3 separate regions of the Homo sapiens genome follow, and all the other regions are linked to region 2. A link is a loop called in an ENCODE intact Hi-C map of the cell type or tissue named here. Cell type or tissue: mammary epithelial cell. All regions are shown on one strand.

Region 1 (2,500 bases), 380 kb after region 2:
CCCTCAAAAAGCAGCGTATGGCAGGCAGAAGGGTGCTGAAGTTGAAATCAAGTCCTCTGTCGCAGTCATTATCCCTCAGGTGACCAATAGCGGAACGTTGAGAATGTCCATTGTGCTCTTGATCAGTGTTGGCAACGTCGTACTTTGTAGGTGGTAAGAATTCACATCCACTCGGTGGAAGTGAATCTATAATAAAAGTAAGGAACATGCTCCCAAGGGGGGGCTTGGCTGACCACATCTTCTCCCATGGGCCGAATCCTGCAGACTCTCCTTCCCTTCCTTGAGGTGGTTTTTTGTTTTAGAGTGGCTGTTTCTCCCTGTGGCCCAGGCAGTGGTGCAATCATGGCTCACCGTTGCCTGGAACCCCTGGGCTCAACGGATCCTCCCACCTCAGCCTCCCGAATAGCTGGGACTGAAACGCCTAACCTTTTTACTCTAACTTGTTACTTTGAATTTTGTCCTGCTTGTCTCTTTAATCACCTAGCCTTGCTTCTCATGTAAATAAGACTCTCTCTAGCTGGGAAGGCTGGACAAACTCCAATTGACCTTTTAATTTACAAGACACTAAAGGCTCCTCACCTAACCCCCTTCCGTAAGGAGTTGGCCTGGGTAAACAGATCCTCAGCATTTCAAAAGAGCCCAATTAACTGATAAGGTACTAACACCAACAATGTATGAAGTTCTTAGGATTTTTCTCTAAGAGATAACAACATAAAACCTTGAGTTCGTGTCCGGCATAGACCTTATATCTAATTATAATGAAAGATTTAGAACCTTGCACCTGGTACCGTTGCTCTTCTTGTAACTATTTGTCTTTCAAGTTGTTTATCTCTCTGTAACTATTTTGCTTCTTTTGATTCTTGCATGTTTTTACTTCTGTAGAATTATTACATTTGAGTCCCCCTCCCCTTCCTAAACCTAAGTATAAAAGTTAATCGAGCTCGTTACTCGTGGCCGAGAGAATTTTGAGCATTAGCTGTCTCTTTGGCCACCGGCTTAATAAAGGACTCTTAATTCGTCTCAAAGTGTAGCGTTTCCTTAACTCGCCTAGGTACAACAGGACTACAGGCACACACCATGCCCGGCTAATTTTTAAATTATTTTATAGAGACGAGGGCCTCACTATGTTGCCCATGCTGGTCTTGGACTCCTGGGCTCAAGGGATCCTCCTGCCTCAGCCTCCTGAGTAGCTGAGACCACAGGCTTGAGCCACCGCGCCCGCTCAGGGCTGAGGTCTTAGCCTTAACCTTAGCAGCGCCACTCTGCTAAGAAAACCATGTTTGTCCTTCCAGATTGATAATGAGTTGATCTGCTGGACGCTGCTGGTAGGGCAGAGGGAAGGTGAGCAGCGAGGATTCACGACAGGAAGTCCCGAGGAGGACTTGGTGGGCGGCCCAGACAGGTGTTTCCGGAGAAGGCAGGGTTTCCCCCGAGGGTGCCCGGGGCGGGATCCGGCAGGTGGGAGAAGGAAACTAAAACCGCACTGTTGATGCTATTTGGACACCGACCACCGGGTGGCGGTAGTGACCCATGGGAGGTGCAGGAATGAGTCCAACCTAAGCAAAGCCTCAGGCCCCCAGTCAGCTCTGGGGTCCAACTTCCCGGCTGCCTCGGCTTCCTCCCAGATAGCGCTTACCCTACCCGATCCACATCCGAGGGTGGGAGGACATGCAGACAGGGGCAGGTTCTCTCTACCTTCTCATGGCCTCACTTCCCTTCTGCTTTTCTTACTGAGGTGGCACCAAGGGGCTGTCAAAGACAGCAAAGGCCCAAGAAGTGCTCCGCAGCCCTTGGGAGGGGTGTGGTGGCCAATGGCCAGGAGAGCTGGGGAGTCTGCACCACACAAACCAAGGCTGGGGTCCTGGGCTCAACCCTGACAGTATCAACTAGCCGCGTGACCCGAGCCGTTGTCTGACCTTCCTAAGCCCAGGCTTTTTAATATATATATTAAACAAACAAACAAAATATATATATATATATATATTTTTTTTTTTTGGTAGAGAGGAGGGTCTCACTATATTGCCCAGGCTGGTCTTGAACTCCTGGGCACAAGCGATCCTCCTGCCTCGGCCTCCCAAGTAGCTGAAACTACAGGTACACAGCACCATGCCTGGCTAATTTTTAAAATTACTATTATTTACAGAGACAGGGTCTCACTAAGTTGCCCAGGCTGGTCTCAAACACCTGGGCTCAAGCAATCCTTCTGCCTCGGCCTCCTTAAGTGCTGGGATTGCAGGTGCAAGCCACCATTCCAGCCTAAGCCCCAGTTTTATAATCTGTAAAATGGCAACAATAATAGTACCTTTGCAAGGATTAAATGAGCTCAGATACATCGAGTGCTTCCTACAGCATTGAGCACAAGTAAGGGTTTGATAAATGCTTCTTGTTATCACTCCTGCCAGCAAACAGGGTATCTGGGTGCCAGTTTGGTTTAAGCAAGCAGAGACGGAGCTGATGGGCCTGGACTTGGCCCCTCTGTGGGTGGGAGGGAGAGTGGCCA
Region 2 (2,500 bases):
CCTTACAAATGGAATTCTATGCACTTTTAAGAAGTATTAATTACATCTAGATGTGCCAATGTATAAATATCTCTGAGAAATAGGAAGTGAAAAAAGAAAAAAGCAGCAGAATGAATATGGAAAAAAATCTATGTTCTACAAATTTTAAAAGATAGTATACACATACATATTTTTTTCCCAGACAGTAATGGTTATCTTTGAAATGAAGGACTGCTGGAAAGAAAGTCTGTCTACTTTTCATTTGGACTTTCCCGTGCTGTTTTGCACATTTTAAGGCTGTGCCTGTAATTTTTTAAATATCCACAAAGGCTAGCTAGGAGGTGGGATTATAAACCATTTCTGTTTTCTTATTTTTTACTTATCCATATTTAAAAATAACTTAATGGATTTGTTATTTCAACAGGTTATTCTTTTCTGCTTGACCTCGAGTTACAGAGATGCAGATGAAGTCAAAGAGGATACCAGATGCAGCCAGTCTGCTGGGGAGGCACGTACGTCTGAGTGGGCCCAGCACAGCTGTTCTCCAGGGCAAGGCTTGGCCATGGCAGCTGCCCCAGCGCCCGCATTCAGCCCAACCCACCAGGTCACCCCAGTCCAGTCCGTGGTGCTCAGATCCCCAAGCAATCACAGGTCAGAGGCGGAAAGAACTACGTGAATGTGTACAGTGATATTGGGCACATGCTCTGAAGGAAGGGAAACCGAAGAACGTCAAGGGGCAGCGTTCAGAGGAGGGGAAAGAATGCAGAGTCTGGGTGTGATCCCTACCTGGACTCTCTTAGAAGCTCCACTATCCTCTTCTCTAATGATCTGTCTTCCCATTCCAGAATTTCTTACCTTAACCTACTTAGCCTGAGTTAAATAAGCATCTGCATGCAGAAATAAATAAGTGAGGGAATTTGTACTTTTCTGCAATTAGCGTGCATTATTTTTCTCATCATAACAAATCTGTTTTTAGAAAACAATAAATGACGGATATAGGCCCACCTATACGAAGTTATGCCTTCTACTGGAGTCCATAGAGAACTTCAGTCAGATCTGCTTTCTCCCACCAGGTAACCCACATTCTCCACTTGGAAAGAAGGGCAGAAGAAAGCAGGGAGATTAAGGACATGACCAGTGATGGGGGACTTTGAGGACTGGCTGCACGTTTCTCCTGGAGAAGGGATGGGGTGGAGGGTAACTTACAAGCGGAGGGGGCGAGAGAAAGGGAAGGAAATAATACTGGTGTGTGCATGCTTTTGGGTCTAGTTAACTAGATTCTCCCAATTTCTCTTCCATCAATCTTTACAGTATTTGCTATGTATTTGCACTACTCACCTCCATCCTGCTGACTTTATCATTTTCTCACGCTGAATCACGATTTGTAAATTGAGGAAGGAAGCACGGATAAGTAGGGATGGTGCCACACTACCTCTCAGGCTGGGCGCTAGAGGGCAGAAGCTTCTAGGAAATCTTCACAGGCAGACCTTCACTTCTAAAAATGCCCAAGGATCTACAACACTGGTGAACCTGGAGAACATTATCTTAAGTGAAATAAGCCAGACCCAGAAAGACAAATACTGCATATCTCACTCGTGTGGAATCTAAATAAACGTCGAGCTCACCATAACACGGAGTAGTAGTATGGTGGTTACCATGGACTGGGGGATGTTGGTTACAGGGTACAAAACTTCAGTTATAAGGTGAATAAGGTCTGGAAACCTACTTTACAGCACGGTGACTATAGTTAATAATAATGTGTTGTGGAGTACTGTGGCATGCCTCTGTAATCCCCACTACTCAGGAGGCTGAGGTAGAGGATTGCTTGAGCCCAGGAGTTTGAAACCAGCCTGGCCAATGTAGTGACATCCTATCTCTTTAAAAAAGGGGAAAAAAATGTATACGTGAAATTTGCTAAGAAAATAGATCTTAAGCATTCACACCACACACAAACAAACATGACAGATATGTGACTAGTTTGATTGTGATAATCACTTCACAATGTACACATATATCAAAACATCACATTGTACACCTTAAATGTGTACAATTTTTTTGTTTTTTGAGACAAAGTCTCACTCTGTTGCCAGGCTGGAGTGCAGTGGCACAATCTCAGCTCACTGCTATCTTGACCTCCTGGGTTCAAGCGATTCTCCTGACTCAGCCTCCCAAGTAACAGGGACTACAGGCACACACCACCACGCCCAACTAATTTTTGTATTTTTAGTAGAGACGGGGTTTCACCATGTTAGCCAGGATGGTCTCGATCTCTTGACCTCGTGATCCACCCGCCTTGGCCTCCCAAAGTGACAATTTTTTTTTTTTTTGAGACAGAGTTTTTTTGCTCTTGTTGCCCAGGCTGGTGCGCAATGGCGTGATCTCAGCTCACTATAATCTCCGCCTCCCGGGTTCAGGCGATTGTCCAGCCTCAGCCTCCCCAAGTAGCTGGAATTACAGACATGCACCACCACACCCAGTTAAATTTGTATTTTTAGTAGAGATGAGGTTTCACCATGTTGTC
Region 3 (2,500 bases), 270 kb after region 2:
CTCCGAGGCCGAGGAGGCGCCGAGAGCGAGCGAGGGCTGCTGGCAGGTTGTCACCTCTCAATAGCCTGCTGTTGACCAGAAGCCTTACCAATAACATAAACAGCTAATTATCACATATTTTGTATGTTATATGTATATATGTTATAAGAATACAGTATGTATAAGAATATGAATACATATATGTATACATCATGCATAAGAATACATACTGTATTATAATAAACTAGAGAAAAGAAAATATTACTAAGAAAATCATAAGAAAAGAAAATGCATTTCCTATTCATTAAGTGGAAGTGGATCATCCTAAAGGTCTTCATCCTCCTCATCCTCACATTGAGTAGCTGAGGAGTAGGAGGAAGAACAGGAGGTGGAGGAGGAGGAGTTGGTCTTGCTGTCTCAGGGGTGGCAGAGGTGGAAGAGATGGAGGGGATGGAAAGGGAGGCAGGAGAGACTTACTGAAAAAAGTTCGAGTATAAGTGGACCCATGCAGCTCAAACCTATGTTGCTCACTGGTCAATTGTGTATAATGGGCCTCACCAGGATTTTAAATAAAGAGAGAAACAGAAAAAAAGGAGAAAGAGAAAAATATGTGTGAGAGAGAAGATAGACAATGGACTTCAGTGAAAAACAAAAATGGCTGGGCACGGTGGCTCACGCCTGTAATCCCAGCACTTTGGGTGGCCGAGGCGGGCGGATCACCAGGTCAAGAGATCAAGACCTTCCTGACCAACATGGTGAAACCCTGTCTCTACTAAAAATGTATAAATTAGCCAGGCATGGTGGCGTGTGCCTGTAATCCCAGCTACTCGGGAGGCTGAGGCAGGAGAATCGCTTGAACCTAGGAGGCGGAGGTTGCAGTGAGCCGAGATCACGCCACTGCACTCCAGCCTGGCGACAGAGTGAGACTCCGTCTCAAAAAACAAAACAAACAAAAATGTGTAGTCGCAGCTTGAACCTCTAGCAGCCTCATTACGAGAACCTTAGAGCTGTATCCCAGGGCTGTTCCCTTTCTAGTAGGTTGCAGGGCAGCTCACGTGACCCTTGGATAGCTGCTGTTGCTCTTTTTTTTTTTTTTTTTTTTTTGGTAGAGATGGGTCTCACTATGTTGCCCAGGCTGGTCCCAAACTCCTGGACTTAAAGGATCCTCCAGCCTCAGTCTCTCAAAGTGCTGGGATTACAGGCTGAGCGCCTGCGCCTGCGCCTGGCCACTGTTTTTGCTCTTGGTAGCCACCTCTATTTCCTGGGCCCATCGGCGGCCCATCCCCCTGTGGTTTTCTGGCTCAAGACCAGACTCCCTCCAGCCCTCCCTGGGCTCTGCTTTCTCCCTTCCCCTCTTTGCCGGTTGAGCGTCGCTGGCGCCACCCAGTGGCCCCCATGACCCCTGCTTCAGTGCCACGGAAGGCCCAGAAGGCTCATTGCTACCAGTCCCCGTCTCAAGTACCAGAGTGACATGATGGACCCCTTACTGAGCTTGACCACCTACCCTGTCTCCTTTCATTCTCATTGCAGCCCAAGACACGGGGTTTTGCATCCATTTGGCAGATAGGAACACAGAGGCATCAAGCTGTGATAAGACTTTGCTTACAGTCAGAAAGGTAGCCGGCACTGGGGCTGGGCTTCCAGCCCTTCCTCTGACCCAGCTGCACACATGGTCCTTACGAAGAGGATGGCAGCACTTTGCTTGTTGTTTTATTTGCATAACTCTCTGAACCCAAGCTTAGACATAACCAAGCAACACATTCTATACTATACATTTGCTATTCCCAAAGACACAGCTTAATTCCAAATAAGTGATCAACTAAGATAATTTTCTAAATGTATTACAGACTTAAATCTTAAGACATCAAACTATGAAACTACTGCAAGAAAACACTGGGAAACCCATCTAGGCCATTGGTCTGAGCAAAGAATTATTGAGTAAGCAGAAGCAATCAAAGCAAAAAATGGACAAATGGAGTCACATCAAGGTAAAAAGAGACTAAGGTGGGAGGATCACCTGAACCCAAGACTTCAAGGTTGCAGTGAGCTATGATTGTGTCACTGTACTCCAGCCTGGGTGACAGAGAGAGACCCTGTCTCTTGTGTGCAAGTGCCACAAAGAAGTTGATGTAACCACTGATCCAGGTTCCCTTGGTAAAGGTGAACTTGAAATTTAGGTTTCCTGAAGTTAAGGCCCATGGAAATATTTTCCTATACAGGAAAAAAAAAATCAATCAAAGAAGAAAGGTGTAAAAGTAAAGTATCAGCCAAGAAGGATGGCCAGCCTTTGCCATGTTGTTGTCCCTGCAGTTCATGGGCAGGGTGAGGAAAACCTCCCTCCACAGTAACTGATATGATCAGCTCTTTCAGATTCCCGGGAAGTATGCATGAGGCCTAATTAATTTACTTTTAAAAATATAAAACTCATTAAACAATAGCACTTCGTCTGAATTTGTGCTAATTATACTTCAATGAGATTATTGTTATACCATGTTGAAGATGATTTTCCAACTGAAAGTAT

What was found. Hi-C counts contacts between places; a loop is a spot of excess contacts. Peaks named below come from ENCODE experiments on the same cell type or tissue, not always from the same donor. Only the 100,000 strongest peaks of a DNase experiment are listed, where the experiment ranks them.
Region 1: it touches region 2 in a loop (4-fold over the local background); 5 of 110 quality-filtered maps call a loop at or near these places.
Region 3: it touches region 2 in a loop (14-fold over the local background); 14 of 110 quality-filtered maps call a loop at or near these places.

What each region holds. Positions count from the first base shown.
Region 1 is chr1:231,210,516-231,213,015 of GRCh38, reverse strand. The region is part of intron 8 of TRIM67 (tripartite motif containing 67); the gene reads right to left. Among named protein-coding and RNA genes, the nearest start is that of TRIM67-AS1, 24 kb to the right of the region's middle. RefSeq lists enhancers at 1,091-1,150, 1,271-1,680. In mammary epithelial cell, a CTCF peak has its summit at 1,516 (motif pointing right); a DNase peak (open chromatin) is centred at 1,495; H3K4me3 peaks cover 380 bases.
Region 2 is chr1:231,589,704-231,592,203 of GRCh38, reverse strand. All of the region lies in intron 4 of TSNAX-DISC1 (TSNAX-DISC1 readthrough (NMD candidate)), which reads right to left. It overlaps LINC00582 (long intergenic non-protein coding RNA 582), which reads left to right. Exons shown (of 2, transcript NR_034037.1): 2 at 404-912. Among named protein-coding and RNA genes, the nearest start is that of LINC00582, 21 kb to the left of the region's middle. In mammary epithelial cell, a CTCF peak has its summit at 1,414 (motif pointing right); no DNase peak of the experiment used is centred here.
Region 3 is chr1:231,314,846-231,317,345 of GRCh38, reverse strand. No RefSeq gene overlaps it. Among named protein-coding and RNA genes, the nearest start is that of EXOC8, 22 kb to the left of the region's middle. In mammary epithelial cell, a CTCF peak has its summit at 1,372 (motif pointing left); no DNase peak of the experiment used is centred here.